Regions from separate parts of the Homo sapiens genome. Here region 2 is linked to region 1. The links are chromatin contacts, found by Hi-C or POLR2A ChIA-PET in ENCODE. All regions are on one chromosome and are shown on one strand. The core of a region is the stretch at or near the end of the contact, and the rest is flanking DNA. Distances in the headings are between cores, read along the strand shown. Region 1 overlaps VMP1 (vacuole membrane protein 1). Region 2 holds the start of LIMD2 (LIM domain containing 2).

Region 1 (6,976 bases), core at 2,510-5,009:
TGAAGAGCAGCTGTCCTTCTTTCCTCTTTTAAGTGTTCAGCTGTGGCATGCTCAGAGGTTCCTGCTGGATTCCAGCTGGAGCGGTGTGATACCCTTCTTTTTCAGCTGTTCGTGCCTTCCTTTCTTGTATCCACCAAAGTGGAGACAAATACATGATCTCAAAGATACACAGTACCTACTTAATTCCAGCTGATGGGAGACCAAAGAATTTGCAAGTGGATGGTTTGGTATCACTGTAAATAAAAAGAGGGCCTGGGAATTCTTGCGATTCCATCTCTACTTTGTATAAGTCTCATTTTGTGCCTTACACATCTGCAGTATTTATCATGTTCCAACTTGGTGACTGTCAGGCAGTGCAATACATCAGCAGTTTATCACCGAAGAGCTGAGGAATACCTCCCTTAAAACAGACAATGTCGGCCGGGCGCGGTGGCTCACACCTGTAATCCCAGCACTTTGGGAGGCCAAGGCGGGCAGATCACCTGAGGTCAGGAGTTTGAGACCAGCCTGGCCAACATGGCGAAACCCCATCTCTACTAAAAATATAAAAAATTAGCCGGGCGTGGTGGTGCACGCCTGTAATCCCAGCTATTCAGGAGGCTGAGGCAGGAGAATCCCTTGAACGCAGGAAGCAGAGTTTGCAGTGAGCCGAGATGGCGCCACTGCACTCCAGCCTGGGTGACAGAGCAAGACAAAAAAAATAACAGATGATGTCATATGAAAATGTGCAATGTCCAGTTTTCCCATAGTTTTCTGTATTCTCTGTGTGCATAATCTGGAGTATGAGTCTGGGAAGAAAAAGGTTTTTAGTTTCATTTGGATAGTGGCCACCTCTCCATTCCCTACGAATGCTAGAATGAAGTTACTTTTTTTTTTTTTTTTTTTTTTTTTGAGACAGAGTCTTGCTCCGTCGCCCAGGCTAGAGTGCAATGGTACAATCTCGGCTCACTGCCACTTCCGCCTCCCAGGTTCAAGCGATTGTCCTGCCTCAGCCTCTGGAGTAGTTGGGATTCCAGGCGCCCACCACCACACCAGGCTAGTTTTTGTATTTTTAGTAGAGACGGGGTTTGGCCATGTTGGTCAGGCTGGTCTCGAACTCCTGACCTGAGGTGATCCACCTGCCTCGGTCTCCCAAAGTTCTGGGTTCACAGACGTGAGCCACCATGCCCACGTAGAATGAAGTTTCTTAAATACACTAGTTAATTATTGAAACATATGCAGTATTGAGTGCTCCTACACAAACACGCTCAGCCTCTGCCCCCAGTGTGCTCTGTGCTATCCACAGCCTTAGTAGAACATGAGGCTTTTTGTCATTTCACCAGTCATTCAATAATGACTCATTTGAGTATGGATCATGCACTAGCTAAATAACCAGTTGCGCTCATGTACCCTGAAGCAAATTGTTTAGCCTGACCCATGTGTAAGAAGATCACAGAGATTCCCAACCTTTCAGTGTCAAAAAGCCTTTCCATATATATTACTTTAAAACCCATTTTCCCCCATGTGTAATAGTCTATGTTAATGACGGTTCGGGTTTCTTCTACATTGTTTGTGACCTGAGAAAGTTTAAAAGAGCCTCAGTTTCTTTCATCTATAAAAATAAAAGAGATAGAAGGACAGTTTACCTAAGGAATAAATCTGGTAACATGTAAAGTACTGAAATAGGCTGGGTGCAGTGGCTCATGCTTATAATCCTAATACTTTGGGAGGCCAAGGCAGGAGGATCCCTTTTAGGCCAAGAGTTCAATAAATAGGGCCGGGCATGGTGGCTCACGCCTGTAATCCCAGCACTTTGGGAGGCCAAGGTGGGCAGATCACCTGAGTTCGAGACCAGCCTAACCAACATGGCGAAATCACATCTCTACTAAAAATACAAAAATGTAGCAGGCACGGTGGCACATGCCTGTAATCCCAGCTACTCGGGAGGCTGAGGCAGGAATCGCTTGAACCCAGGAGGCAGAGGTTGCAGTGAGCCGAGATCTTGCCATTGCACTCCAGCCTGGGCAACAAGAGTGAAACTCCGTCTCAAAACAAACAAACAAAAAAGAGTTCAGTAAAAGTACAGCAATAAAAGTTATCCACCTCCACCACCCCAGCTTTTTTTTTTTTTTTTTTTTTTTTTTGAGAGTGAGGTTTTACTGTGTCACCCAGGCTGGAGTGTGGTGGCACAGTCATGGCTCTTTACAGCCTTGACCTCCCAGGCTCAAGAAATTCTCCTACCTCAGCCTCCCTGGCAAGGACCAGCATGAACCACCATACCTGGGTAATTTTTTAATTTTTTGTAAAGACAGGGTCTCAATATTTTGCCCAGGCCAGTCTTGAATTCCCAGGCTCGAGCGATCCTGCCGTGGCCTCCCAAAGTGCTGGGATGACAGGTGTGAGCCACCATGCTGGGCATTCCCAATGAAAGACTGAGGCCAGGCACAGTGGCTCACGCCTGTCATCCCAGCCTTTTGGGAGGCCAAGACAGGATCACTTGAGGTCAGGAGTTCAAGACCAGCCTGGCCAGCATGGTGAAACCCTATCTCTACTAAAAATACAAAAATTAGCCAGGCGTGGTGGCGTATGCCTGTAATCTCAGCTACTCGGGAAACAGGCAGGAGAGTCACTTGAACCCGGAAGGCAGACGTTGCAGTGACCTGAGATCGTGCCACTGCACTCCAGCCTGGGCAACAGAGCAAGACACCATCTCGCAAAAAAAAAAAAAAAAAAAAAAAAAAAGTGAGCATCTGATACACATGCAAGAATTTCACAACATTGCATTCACTCCTCCAGAAACAAAGATATATTTTAAAATGCTTTCTTAGCATATGTGCTCTGGTTTTCTAGCAGATACTCTGTCAAACTTTTGATAAGTGAAAAATTTACCGAAGAATTTAAAACCAAAAACAGTTTTTTAACTTTCCCACCTGAAAATATTGACCATTTTCTAATTTATTTTCATTATAAAGAATATTGGTTATCATGGTTGCTCATGCCTGTAATTCTAGCACTTTGGTAGGCCAAGGCAGGCAAATCACTCCTGAGCCCAGGAGTTCGAGACCAGCCTGGACAACATAATGAGACCTCCCTACAAAATATTTAAAAGTTAGCCAAGTGTGACAGTATGTGCCTATAGTCCCAGGCTGAGGTGGATCACCTCATTAGTGAGCCGTGATTGTGTCACTGCACTCCAGCCTGAGTGACACAGACCCTGCCTCAAAAAATATATATATAAATACTAAAACATCTGGAAGGAAAGAGGAGAAAAGGGAGTATCAGCTTTTAATACTTGTTACAAGGTCAGTCTAGAAAATACAGTGAGATTTGCTGGGTAAATAGGTTTTGAACCATGAAAAAATTGATGGCATGCAAGATCTTCCTCAATAGACCTAAGAGTCTCATTTCTATTAAAAAATACAAACAACTGCTTCATTTTATTCATAAATAATTTTTTGAGGTGCTACAAAAAATTAAAACTAAGCAGGAGTTTAAAGTTTTTGAAAAGCCAAGTAACATTTTATCTCTAACATTTATTGAATCCTCTCCAGTATTTACACAACGTAAATGAGATACTACACACAAAACCCTTGTGTCTGAAGGTAAATTTATTTATTCTCAAAGACAACAAGAAGAGAAAGCACATCATGTATTTTAAACTTTAGAAGCAACTGAGTCATTAGTGTCTGGTGGACAGGAGCTAGGGATCCTATCCCTTCCCAACAAGGCCAAGAGTTCACCTGAGGTAATGCATTTGCCTTGGGGGCGAGGCCTTGAATTGCAGCAAATAACCTGTGTGTATTTGCATATTTAACCAGTACTCTTAAGAAGGATTATACAAAAACCTGTTCCAGACAGCTGCTTACTCATTGCCTTTAAAATTGCGTGGTGCTGGGATTGGCAGGTGCCAACTGTTTGCTCATTCTCTTTGACCCACTAGCCTTGCAGTTTGCTGTGTGGGTGTTGATACTCCTAAATTAAAGCAGGGAAGGGGTGGTTTTAGATGGCTTTTAACACCTGCTCTCCACCCAAGCACCCTGGATTCATTTGATATCTGGATTCTAATTCTGTAGTCAGGAGACTGGCCCAAACTGTGGCCCAGAGAGAAGTGAGTCAGTTGCAAGTGGCTAGCTGACTCTATGGGAACAGAAATAAAATGCAGCTTAGAGAGTTTGTCAGCCAAATCCACAAATGTGTGGCTTTTTGAAACATTGGACATCTGTTCCTCTTAATTTAAAATAAACTTTTTTTTTTTTTTTTTTTAAGCACAAAGTTGCTTGGCTCCTTGTTTCTTTGTGTCAGCAGCAGTTGCTGCTCTAATTTAGGAACCCTAGGATCTGATTTAGGACATTTGGAATCTTTAAGGCACATTCGATCTAGAAAGTGGAACTGAATTGCTTTGGGAAGGCAAGAGGATGATTTTACAGTATAGGGTTTGTGTGGAAATCCCCTTCAGCAGTAATCAACCCAGGTGTCCAACCTGTTTGTTAACCATTTCCAAATGACTCAGAGGACCTAGAGGGAGGGCTTGAACACACTCCAGCACTGTTTCTACAATTTAGCCTTTATTTGCATTGGAAACCACATTCCTGAATTCTTGAGGGGGCAGGCTCTGGCTTATTCTGGGCAACTGACTTCAAGTGGGACCCCTGAGCTACCTATGTAAGCAAAGAGTCAGCCATCTCTGGAGAGTTACCAGGGAGGAGGATCTTTCTGTGAACTTGCTTTGATGACCTCCACCCAAAGCCCTTTGAGGAACAGTTTTGTTTATTCAAGGAGCCCTTGGCAGGTCACTCCTCCCCTACCACAAATCTAATCCAAATGCGACATTTTCCTTTGAGGCCATCTATCCCTTTTGGGGGACAAAACACATCAGCTTTTCCCTTCAGACCACTTTTGACTGAAGCAGTGATCAACATTGCTTAATTGTGTTCCAGTCTGTTTCCAGCGGGGAAAAAATGCTTTAGGGGAGTGAGGCAGTTAGGGATTTGAAAACAGGGATGGTGCCGCCTGAAGGTGGGGAATGACTTAGATCACTGTCTTCCTTTGGCTCCTCACCATGTTGTGTGGAGGAAACGAAAAGCAGCTCAAGTTCACTCCTCTTGGCAGTAGTGCAGAAGCCTGGCTTGCCACGGCCCTGGAGAACCATGTTTTTCCCAACTTTTTTTTTTTTCTTTTGAGACGGAGTTTCACTCTTGTTGCCGAGGCTGGAGTGCAGTGGCGCAATCTCGGCTCACTGCAGCCTCCGCCTTCCAGGTTCAAAGCGATTCTCCTGCCTCAGCCTCTCAAGTAGCTGGGATTACAGGTGCATGCCACCACACTCGGCTAATTTTTTGTATTTTTTTCAGTAGATACGGGGTTTCATCATGTTGGCCAGGCTGGTCTCGAACTCCTAACCTCAGGTGATCCACCCGCCTCGGCCTCCCAAAGTGCTGGGATTACAAGCATGAACCACCATGCCCAGCCTTTTTTTTTTTTTTTTTTTTTTTTAATACAGAACACAAATTTGAGTGTCATTCTTGTGCAGGGGCCATGCTAATCTTCTGTATATTGTTCCAATTTTGGTGTATGTGCTGCCAAAGCAAGCACCCAGCTTCTTTTCATTAGTTAAGAAGATGAAGGCCAAGACTAAGGCAGGGAGGCCTTTCTCTGCCTTTCACTCTTTAGTGCACCTCACAGTCAGTTGCACTTGAGTAAGGACTGCTAAACCTCTCTGAGAGCTGCCAGATGTTCCTGCCTAGCCTCAGGTTGTTGGTTCTTCAGACACCTCTTCATTCTGCCCATTGCACCAGCCCTTTCCCATCTCCATGTTCCCTCCATGGTAATTTCTTTGTACACAACAACCACACGGAGCACCAGCAATCAAGATTAGCTCCCGGGAACTCTGGCGTGCCCTGTACCAGGAAGCACAGTGGATTACTACAACTTTTGATAATGATTGTTTGCTTTGTACCAGGCATTATTTTCAGGGCTGTTTCACATGTGTTGTACTTAACAACCCCATGAGGAAATTAAGGCAGGGTGGTTCAGTAATTTGTCAAGGGAAACAAGGAAGTAGAGCAGGCAGCAGAGGCGTTCTGGCTCTGAACTACTCTGTTCTGTAGAAATCAGTGCAAAAGTCCAAGCTTCAGCATACTTGTTTCATCTTGTGATCACAGGTAGTTTTTTTTGTTTTTTTTTTGTTGTTGTTGTTGTTGTTTATTTGTTTGTTTTGAGATGGAGTCTCGCTGTCGCCCAGGCTGGAGTGCAGTGGGGCGATCTCCGCTCACTGCAGGCTCCGCCTCCCGGGTTCAAGCCATTCTCCTGCCTCAGCCTCCCGAGTAGCTGGGACTACAGGCGCCCGCCACCTCGCCCAGCTAATTTTTTGTATTTTTAGTAGAGACGGGGTTTCACCGTGTTAGCCAGGATGGTCTCAATCGCCTGACCTCGTGATCCGCCCGCCTCGGCCTCCCAAAGTGCTGAGATTACAGGTGTGAGCCACCGCGCCCGGCCCTGATCACAGGTAGTTGATGGAGAAAGGAAGATAACAGAAAATCAAGGCCACAACCTCAAATTTTGCTATTTAAATAGATAAGCAGACTTTACTCTTCCCTGTATCACAGGGTTGGAAAAGCAAGCTCCATTCTTAGCCATCCATGTGGGCAGATTCCCAGAGTGGTGTTTGCTATAATTATGATTTAAAAGCAAGGTTTTTTGTTTGTTTGTTTTAAGGAGATGGGGTCTCCCATGTTACCCAGGCCGAACTCCAACTCCTGGGCTCAAGTCATCCTCCCGCCTCAGCCTCCCGAGTAGCTGGGACTACAGGCACTCACCACCACACTTGGGTAAAAGTAATTTCTATTTCTACAGCCTTTTTTTATTTTTCAAAGTATTTTAATGTCTTGAGTTTGGGTTTTGTTTTGAGACAGGGTTTCACTCTGTTGCCCAAGCTGAAGTACAGTGGCGCAATCACAGCCACAGCTGACTGCAACCTCCACCTCCCAGGCTCAAGCAATCC
Region 2 (6,976 bases), core at 97-2,596, 3.9 Mb after region 1:
CGGGCAGGGCAGGGGCGCACCTGAGCTTGGTGTGACAGTGCTTGCAGCAGAAGCAAGAGTTGTGGAAAATGAGCTTGTCGGCCACCAGCCGCTCCATGGGGTACACGGTCTTCTGGCAGGCGGCGCAGGTCTCCTTCACCTGGGCCCGCAGGCTGAAGGACTGTGCGGGAAGCTCAGCCAGGTGCTGCCCCAGTGCTCATCCCGCTCCCTCACACCCCTCCTCCCGCACACCCGGCCCCAGGCCCCTACCTTGGAGCGCTGCACCGTGCTGCTGCCGCCGCCTTTGGCGTCCTGAGGGAGAGGGGCGGTCAGGGCAGGGGCAGCTCCGGGAGGCCCTGGATCAGGGCTGCAGCCATCAGCCCAAGGCCCAGGGGCGCGCCGCAGGGCACAAAGGGGGCCGGCAAACTCTGATGCCTCTCCCCTTCACCCCAGGCCAGGCTCCTGTCCGGGGGGCCCTCCCACCCAGCCGGGCACTTACATGAGAGGGGGTGGCCTGGGCGGCTCCTGCAGCCTGGAACATGGCTCGTTGGAGGTGGAAGCCTCGGGTGGAGAAGCGGCACCCGCTGGGTTCTGCAAGGGGAAGTCAGTCGGGAGGGCCCCGCCAGCCCGGCCCCAGCCTGCAGGGTGGGGGGTGTTGACAGGCAGGGGCTGGGGGGATTGCGGTTGGGACTTTCCCTAAGTCATTTCCTGTTGCTCTTGGTCTTGCCACTTCCGCCCCTCACCCACCTCCCCCACCCCTGCTCCCCAGGGGCCGGGGTCCCGAGTGGCACCGTCCCTCGGAAGAACAAAGTTAGCGGGAGCGGAGGGGCCGGGGGCTCCCGCGCAGCCGCCGTGTGCGTCCCGCGGGCTGGGACCGCTTGGGGTGAGGGGAGGTCGGGGCCGGCGGGGCCGCGATGAGAAGCCGCTGCCCCGACCTGACCCCGGCCCTCGCTGCCCTGCGCCGCGCCCGGGCGTCCAGGCCTAGGCTGCGCAGCCCCTGGACAGCGCCCGAGGTCCCCGCCCGCCCCGCCCCTCGGCCCCCGACCTGGCCCCGCGAGGACCGGACCCCAGACCCCGACGCCGCGAGCCCCGCCAGCGGGTCTCGGCTCCGCCCAGCCGGGGGCCGGCCCTGAAACGAGGACTCGAGCCTGTGCGCCCCGGGCGAGAGCGGCTCGCAGACTCGCCGGGACCCCACGGGCGGCCCTCACCCCACACCCCTCGGCGCCTCTCCCGGTTCCGGAGCCGGACGCGGCCCCTCCCCCCGCGGCTCTCACCAGGCCCGGCCTGGGCCGCGGGGCGGGATCGGTCTCCGGGGGCGCACGGGTACGAGGAGGGCGCGGGCGCGAGCTGCTGCCGCTACCAGTGGTCCCCGAGCCACCGCCGCCGCCACCGCCTTATCGCTGCACCGCCCCCGCCGGCCCCCGCCCCGCGCCCGCCCATTGGCTCCGCCGCGCCCGGAGCCGCCTTCGGGGCCCCGGCGCCGCCGCCGACCCCCCTCCGCGCTTTGTCTTCCCCTCGCCGCCGTCCCCGCCTTTGTCTGTCCCCCGCCCCGGCTCCGCGCTCCCGGCTCCGCAGCGCCCCGCGGGCCTCGCGCTCGCAGGCCTCGGGTACCGGCCGCGCCGTCTGCCCATCCCGACGGCGGCCCGGCGTGGGGAAGCAACGGTGGCAGGGACAGGATGGAAGGGCCGCGCTCCGCATCCTACTGGGAGGGGACGAGTTCAGGCTGCGGCGGCTGCGGTCGCGGGACACTGGGCGCTCCCGGCCTGGCTCCGGGATAACCGGGCGGGGCCTGGGCCATTCACTGCCTCGGTTTCCCCCGGTTGGCCTCGCGCGTAGGCGCCGGCGCCCCCATCCCCGCCCAGAGCTGTGGGGCCGCAGAGACCCAGCCGGGGCGACCCCGGAGCCTGGCCCGGGGTCCCTCGGGCGGCCGAGTCCTCCCGCCGCCAGGGGCCGCCCCCGCCCCTTTGCGGCCCACGAGGCTGGCGGCGGCGTCCGGGCACGCGGTCTCCAGGCCCGGCCGCGAGGCTGCGGGGAGGAGCCTGCACGAGGGCCCGGCAGCCCCGGCAGCCCCCCCAGCCCTCGGCGCCTCTGCAACCCTGCGACGGGCTGGGGAGGCCGGTATGCGTGGTTCCCGGAGCACCCGTCCCCCGAGGCTCCACGTACTCAAGCGTTTCTGGGGCGGAATTCTGTGGGCAGCAACGGGGGCCCCCTCTCCAACAAGCGCACCTCATTTCTCACGTGGGAGCCGCGGCCCAGAGAGCTGAGGTGACAGAGCTTGGGCCGCAGAGCTGCTCCCTCCCTGCAGCCGCACAGCAGGCCGGAGGCACAGCCGGCGAGAGACGGCCACTCGCTTTGGAGCGGCGGCGAGGCCGGCGCCTTCCCGGGCACCAGGGACTGCGTGGCTTGGCCGGAAATCAGGCTAGAAGCAGCTCCGGGAAGCACAGCCCTTAGCCCAGCGCCTTCCCACACTGTGGCAGGAATAGCACTGGCGGCCCACGCGCTTGTCAGGGAACAGAACAGCTCTCGCCCGACGCCTGGCAGGGGAGCAGGGAGGCTGCAGCTTCCCCAGCGACCAGCTGTTTCCCAGGCTGGCGGACTCCACGGACCGGCTCCGCGTCTCCTCTCCAGCCTTCTGTTCTCTCTAGAGGAAGATCTGCGTTTTGTCTGCACTGTGGGCCGACTCTCTAGTGGGGAGCGTCAGACCCTCTAAAGTGGCTGCCTCTCGGGAAAGCTTCCACACCTGTCATCAGATTCTCCAAAGGGGCTGTTTGATGCAAGAAACGGGAAGCCCCGGGGGTACTAGGAGCAGGGCTTGCTGCCATTGGGCATGGTGAGGCCCCGGCACCCTGCCCAGGACGGGCCTGTGGGCTGAGCTGCAGATGGGCATTGAGGATGCCCCAACAGCAAGGTGCAGAAGGCATCCAGAAGCAAAGGAAACTGATGACCAGCGTCAAAAACAAACAAAAAAAGGGAACTTGGCTCGGCGGTGGCTCACGCCTGTAGTCCCAGCACTTTGGGAGGCAGAGACAGGTGGATCACGAGGTCAGAAGTCCAAGACCAGCCTGGCCAACATGGTGAAATCCCGTCTCTACTAAAAATACAAAAATTATCCAGGCGTGGTGGTGTGTGCCTGTAATCCTAGCTACTCGGGAGGCTGAGGCAGAAGAATCGCTTGAACCCGGGAGGTGGAGCCTACAGTGAGTCAACATGAAGCCAGTGCACGCCAGCCTGGGCGACAGACTCTGTGTTTGTGTGTGTGTGGGGGGGGGAGGGCGGGGCGAGGCGAAGGGAACTTGAGGTTTAAAGCAGGGGGAGGAGGGCCGGAAATGCTCCCCGCCGCCCCCGACACTCACTCGCCCCAGGCCCCATCCTAGCCCAGGGTCAGTGTCATTCCCTTCACCTTAGCCTCTCACTGCCCAAAGAGGCTTACTTTTCTTCTTTAAACTGCTGTTAAAATTTGGGAGGAAACGGAAAGCAAGGGCACCTGATGGTTCAGTGCAGCTTCAGGTTAGAGGGGCATTTGAGGTGCCTGAGCTGGGGGAGGGCCTTCCCCCTGAGGGACTGGGAGAAGGGTAAGCCATGTGCCCTGGAAGCACTGCAGGGAGCCTCAGATTTGCACCCCCTGGCTCACACTCGCTGGCGCCAGCCAGCATGGCAGGGATGGGCGGGGCTGGTTCTTAGGTTTCCTGCTCTTTGGGTGCTAGCACCCAGGGTAAGGAGACACCCATGTCCGGTTGCAAGACAAACCCTTCTACCTCCTTTCCTGCCAAAGGCCACCAGCATCCTCTGCCTCAATCTCAATCTTTGGAACTTTTTAGCTCCAAAGTGGTTTGATGACCACAGGCTAAAATTCATAGTCTTAAAATTTTAGATAGTTAAGAGACAGATCTGTTACAGGTTTTCAAATAAACTGGTCTATCTAGTGTAAGAGGTCACTGCTGAGCTTCAGTGAGCACCCATGGGCCTGCTCTTGGATGGTGGGACAGCTCTCACCTGGGGCAGCACGGCCATCCCTGCAAGCACACACACCAGGAAGCAGCCTGTAGCCCCTGAGCTGACGCAGACACAATGCCATTCTCCAGCAGCGTCTCTGAAAATTTTAATTTGTTCTGACAACGAAACTAACACAGCATAAGGACTTAAGCCCTCAAGCTAGGCAAGACACTGATGGCCCTTGGAGAAAGCACCAGGGCAGCTGGCAGGAGGCGCTAAGATGGATTCTTGGTGGGAAAGGAATGAGGCACACACATAAACCGTGGGAAAGACTTAGGTGTCAGGGCCCAAGCCAGAAGAGGGATAAGGATGGACTGTTCCAGCCTTAGTCTGTGCTTAAAAAGACAGAAATGCCCTTCTCTGGAATTATGAGGGAGAGGTCTGAGGGAAGGGAGGCAGGCAGCTTACTACTTGCCCTTTCACTGACCTATAGCATCTGAGGCATCTGAGAGCAAAGTTAAATAGAATGAGGCTGGTCGCAAGCACTGGGAAGAGGTGGCGGTCCTCGGGTTTAAGGAGCCAAACCCTGGGCTTGGAATTCAGCTCCCAGGGCCAGAGCAGCATCTCTCTTCTGCGGAGGAGGTCACCTGAGCTCACAGGACTGGGAATGTCGGCTTTGGACCCTCCTGATCCCTGGTTGTTGAGATTCCCTTGTGTCTCAAAAGCCTTGGAGCAGTGAAGTGTCTCTCCAGGATTTTCTTTCCCAATCAGTCAGCAGTCAACTTTCCTGGAAGAATGTCCTTTCTACCCAATCTGCCCAGGAGGGCGGGAATGTGGCCGGCCCTCAGGAAGGGCCTCTGGGTGGCCTCTGCATCCCTGGCTGGAGAATGCGCACAGTTTGCAGAGGCTCAGAACTCCCAATCGTCCACCTCCAGCTCTTCCAGGTTTGTTACCAGGCCAAAGATTCCACTGTGGTCCTGAGACTGGCTGCCCTCAAAATTGGTGATGGGGGTGACAGGACGAAGCAATTCGGGCAAAGCCTCTGAGGCACGTCGCTTGATCTGGGGGAGAAGAGAGAGGTGGGTGACAGATCCTGTTGCTCTGGGTCCCAGGACACCATGGGGCAAGGAACCATGGCCTGGTGGCAGACGGGCTGTCGGAGCCAACTCCATGAGAGGAAGGAGCAGTGTCTTTCAGGGGCTTCGGAAGCGGGGTAGTTTCTCTCATTCAAAGGGAGGGGAGAGAAAGCTAAAGGGATTGTGAGTTGTTAGAACCAGAACTAGAACCAGAACCAGAACGAAGGGGCTACGATACCTGCTTGAAGAAAGAGTGGTTCAGGAGGGTGCTGGCACTGGGCCTGGAGGGAAAGGGGAGGAGAGACCGCAGCATCACTGCCGTGTCCCCAGCTTCCCGAAATCCTGCCACTTATGCCTCAGCCTCGGGTCCCCTCTCCCTCTCCCTCAGCTCATGGGAAGCAGTGGCCAGAGCTCCCCAGGCTGGCCTCTGACACACCCAGGAGCTGATCCCTCCTGTGTGTAGCTCCAGATTCCCCTGCAGAACCTTTGGGAGGTAAGTCCCTTCACACCCTGGCCTTACCCTCCTGAGCACCCTCTGCTCTCCCGAAGCCCAGGCCCAGGCCAGCAGGGATACCTGGCATCCGGGTTGCGCTGAAGGCACTGCTCCACAAAGTGGTGGAAGTGGGGGGAGAAGGTTCGGTGGTAGGGGTGGGAGGGCGAGTCACCGTTGGAGGGCCGGGGGGTGCTGGTGGTCAGGCTGTCACTCAGGCCAGAGTTGGCCACTGAGCGCGAAGGGCTCATGGTCAGCTCCTCAGCGGGGATGGTGCTGGTATCCAACAGGCAGGGCACTGTGCCGTTCAGTTTCTCTAGCAGCATCTGGGGAGGACAGAACCAGGACCTGGGCTGTAGCGGGTGGGGGGGGGGGGTGGTCCCTGGAAGGCCTGAGAGTCTCTTCACAAATACACTGTTCCCAATATGCAAATGTGATCATTTGAAGAGTGGAAAAGGTGGAAGTGGAGTAAGTCCAATTTTCCCAAAGAAACGCTGGTCACTGGCGTGGCAGCTCCGCCCTAGCCAGGCCAACGTGAAAGGAGAGGGGTTGCACAAAAGTACCCGCTTTCGCCATGGCTGGAAAGCAGGGCTCACAGTTTCCGCTCTCCCTTTCCAAGGCATCAAATTCCTTTTACCGTAGAGTCTTCACCCTAGAGGGAAGGAGCAGTCAGATGAACCTGCTTTGAAGCCCAGCCGTCTGCCATGCTCAGGTGGATCCGATGAGGTCTGAGAGGCAGTCCCTGCAGTGCCACAGCCTGGGCTGTCGCTGCAGCAGGCCACACGGGAGCAAGATGCCCAAGGGGAGGCCAGGCTGGGTGGCTGTTCCAAAGTACCCCAACTCAACACATATAAAACCAGCCCCACCTGGGACTGCTGTCCTCGTGGAAGTCCTCATGACCGCATAAGCTGTCCAAGCCAGAAACCTGGAAATTGCTCTAGAGCTGCACTAACGTGATAGCCACTAGCCACTTGTGGCTATTTCGATTTAAATGAGGTTTAAAATTCAGTCCCACAGTCTCACTGGTCACCTTCTAAATGCTCGACAGCCACACAGTCTCATGGCTCCCACGCTAGACAGTGCAGCCACAGAAGCCCTCCTTCGCTGCAGCAAATTCTAGTGGATGGTGCTGCTTCTAGGCCTGGACTTCTTGTTCCTCCTCAGTCACCTTTTCTTTCCTGAGCATCCTCTGTCACTGAATTATTTTACTGAGATCTCCTAGATTCCTCACATAGACTTCCATACCCACCTAACTGAGCTACTGGATCTAATCCATCTGCCGGGGTGGTCTTTGTAAATGAGCCATCTTATGCTGTCACTCCTGTGCTTAGAATCCTCAGCACTGCTCCACAGGCTTTAGGACAGGAACCAGTGCTCTAAAGTGGCATCAAAGCCCTTCACAATGTACCCTTGCTTCCTTCTGTGCCTGTCACCTGGCAGTCCCCAAGAAGCACTGCACCTTGGCCATTTATACCATTTACACCTCCTTGCTGTTCTC

The links. Hi-C counts contacts between places; a loop is a spot of excess contacts on that map. ChIA-PET counts read pairs that join two places held with the same protein, here RNA polymerase II (POLR2A). Pooled maps may share reads with other maps.
Region 2: a loop to region 1 is called in a pooled map, with 9 times the contacts of the local background. The contact joins the promoter of LIMD2 here to the enhancer-like site in region 1. A Hi-C loop is called at or near these places in 4 of 50 pooled maps. POLR2A ChIA-PET finds 5 or more read pairs at or near these places in 2 of 52 experiments (Panc1 and activated CD8-positive, alpha-beta memory T cell).

The regions. Positions count from the first base shown.
Region 1 is chr17:59,841,977-59,848,952 of GRCh38, forward strand. It overlaps VMP1 (vacuole membrane protein 1), which reads left to right. Exons shown (of 12, transcript NM_030938.5): 12 at 1-279. It also overlaps the pseudogene RNU6-450P. Among named protein-coding and RNA genes, the nearest start is that of MIR21, 4.2 kb to the left of the region's middle. RefSeq lists silencers at 351-545, 5,590-5,689 and an enhancer at 4,563-5,551. Within about 2 kb of position 3,760, at least 36 of the 41 ENCODE cell types and tissues checked have a DNase peak (open chromatin) inside an H3K27ac peak, as active enhancers do; they include Panc1, where a contact is called at or near this core.
Region 2 is chr17:63,698,779-63,705,754 of GRCh38, forward strand. It overlaps LIMD2 (LIM domain containing 2), which reads right to left and starts at 1,347. Exons shown (of 5, transcript NM_030576.4): 1 at 1,254-1,347; 2 at 479-570; 3 at 250-291; 4 at 21-160. The coding sequence starts at 520. LOC729683 (a long non-coding RNA gene) reads left to right here and starts at 1,560. Exons shown (of 1, transcript NR_046273.1): 1 at 1,560-3,907. It overlaps STRADA (STE20 related adaptor alpha), which reads right to left. Exons shown (of 13, transcript NM_001003787.4): 11 at 5,563-5,804; 12 at 5,227-5,269; 13 at 4,054-4,973. The coding sequence ends at 4,821. RefSeq lists silencers at 226-455, 546-1,005, 1,096-2,055, 3,246-3,325 and enhancers at 1,760-2,345, 2,346-2,930, 2,726-2,825.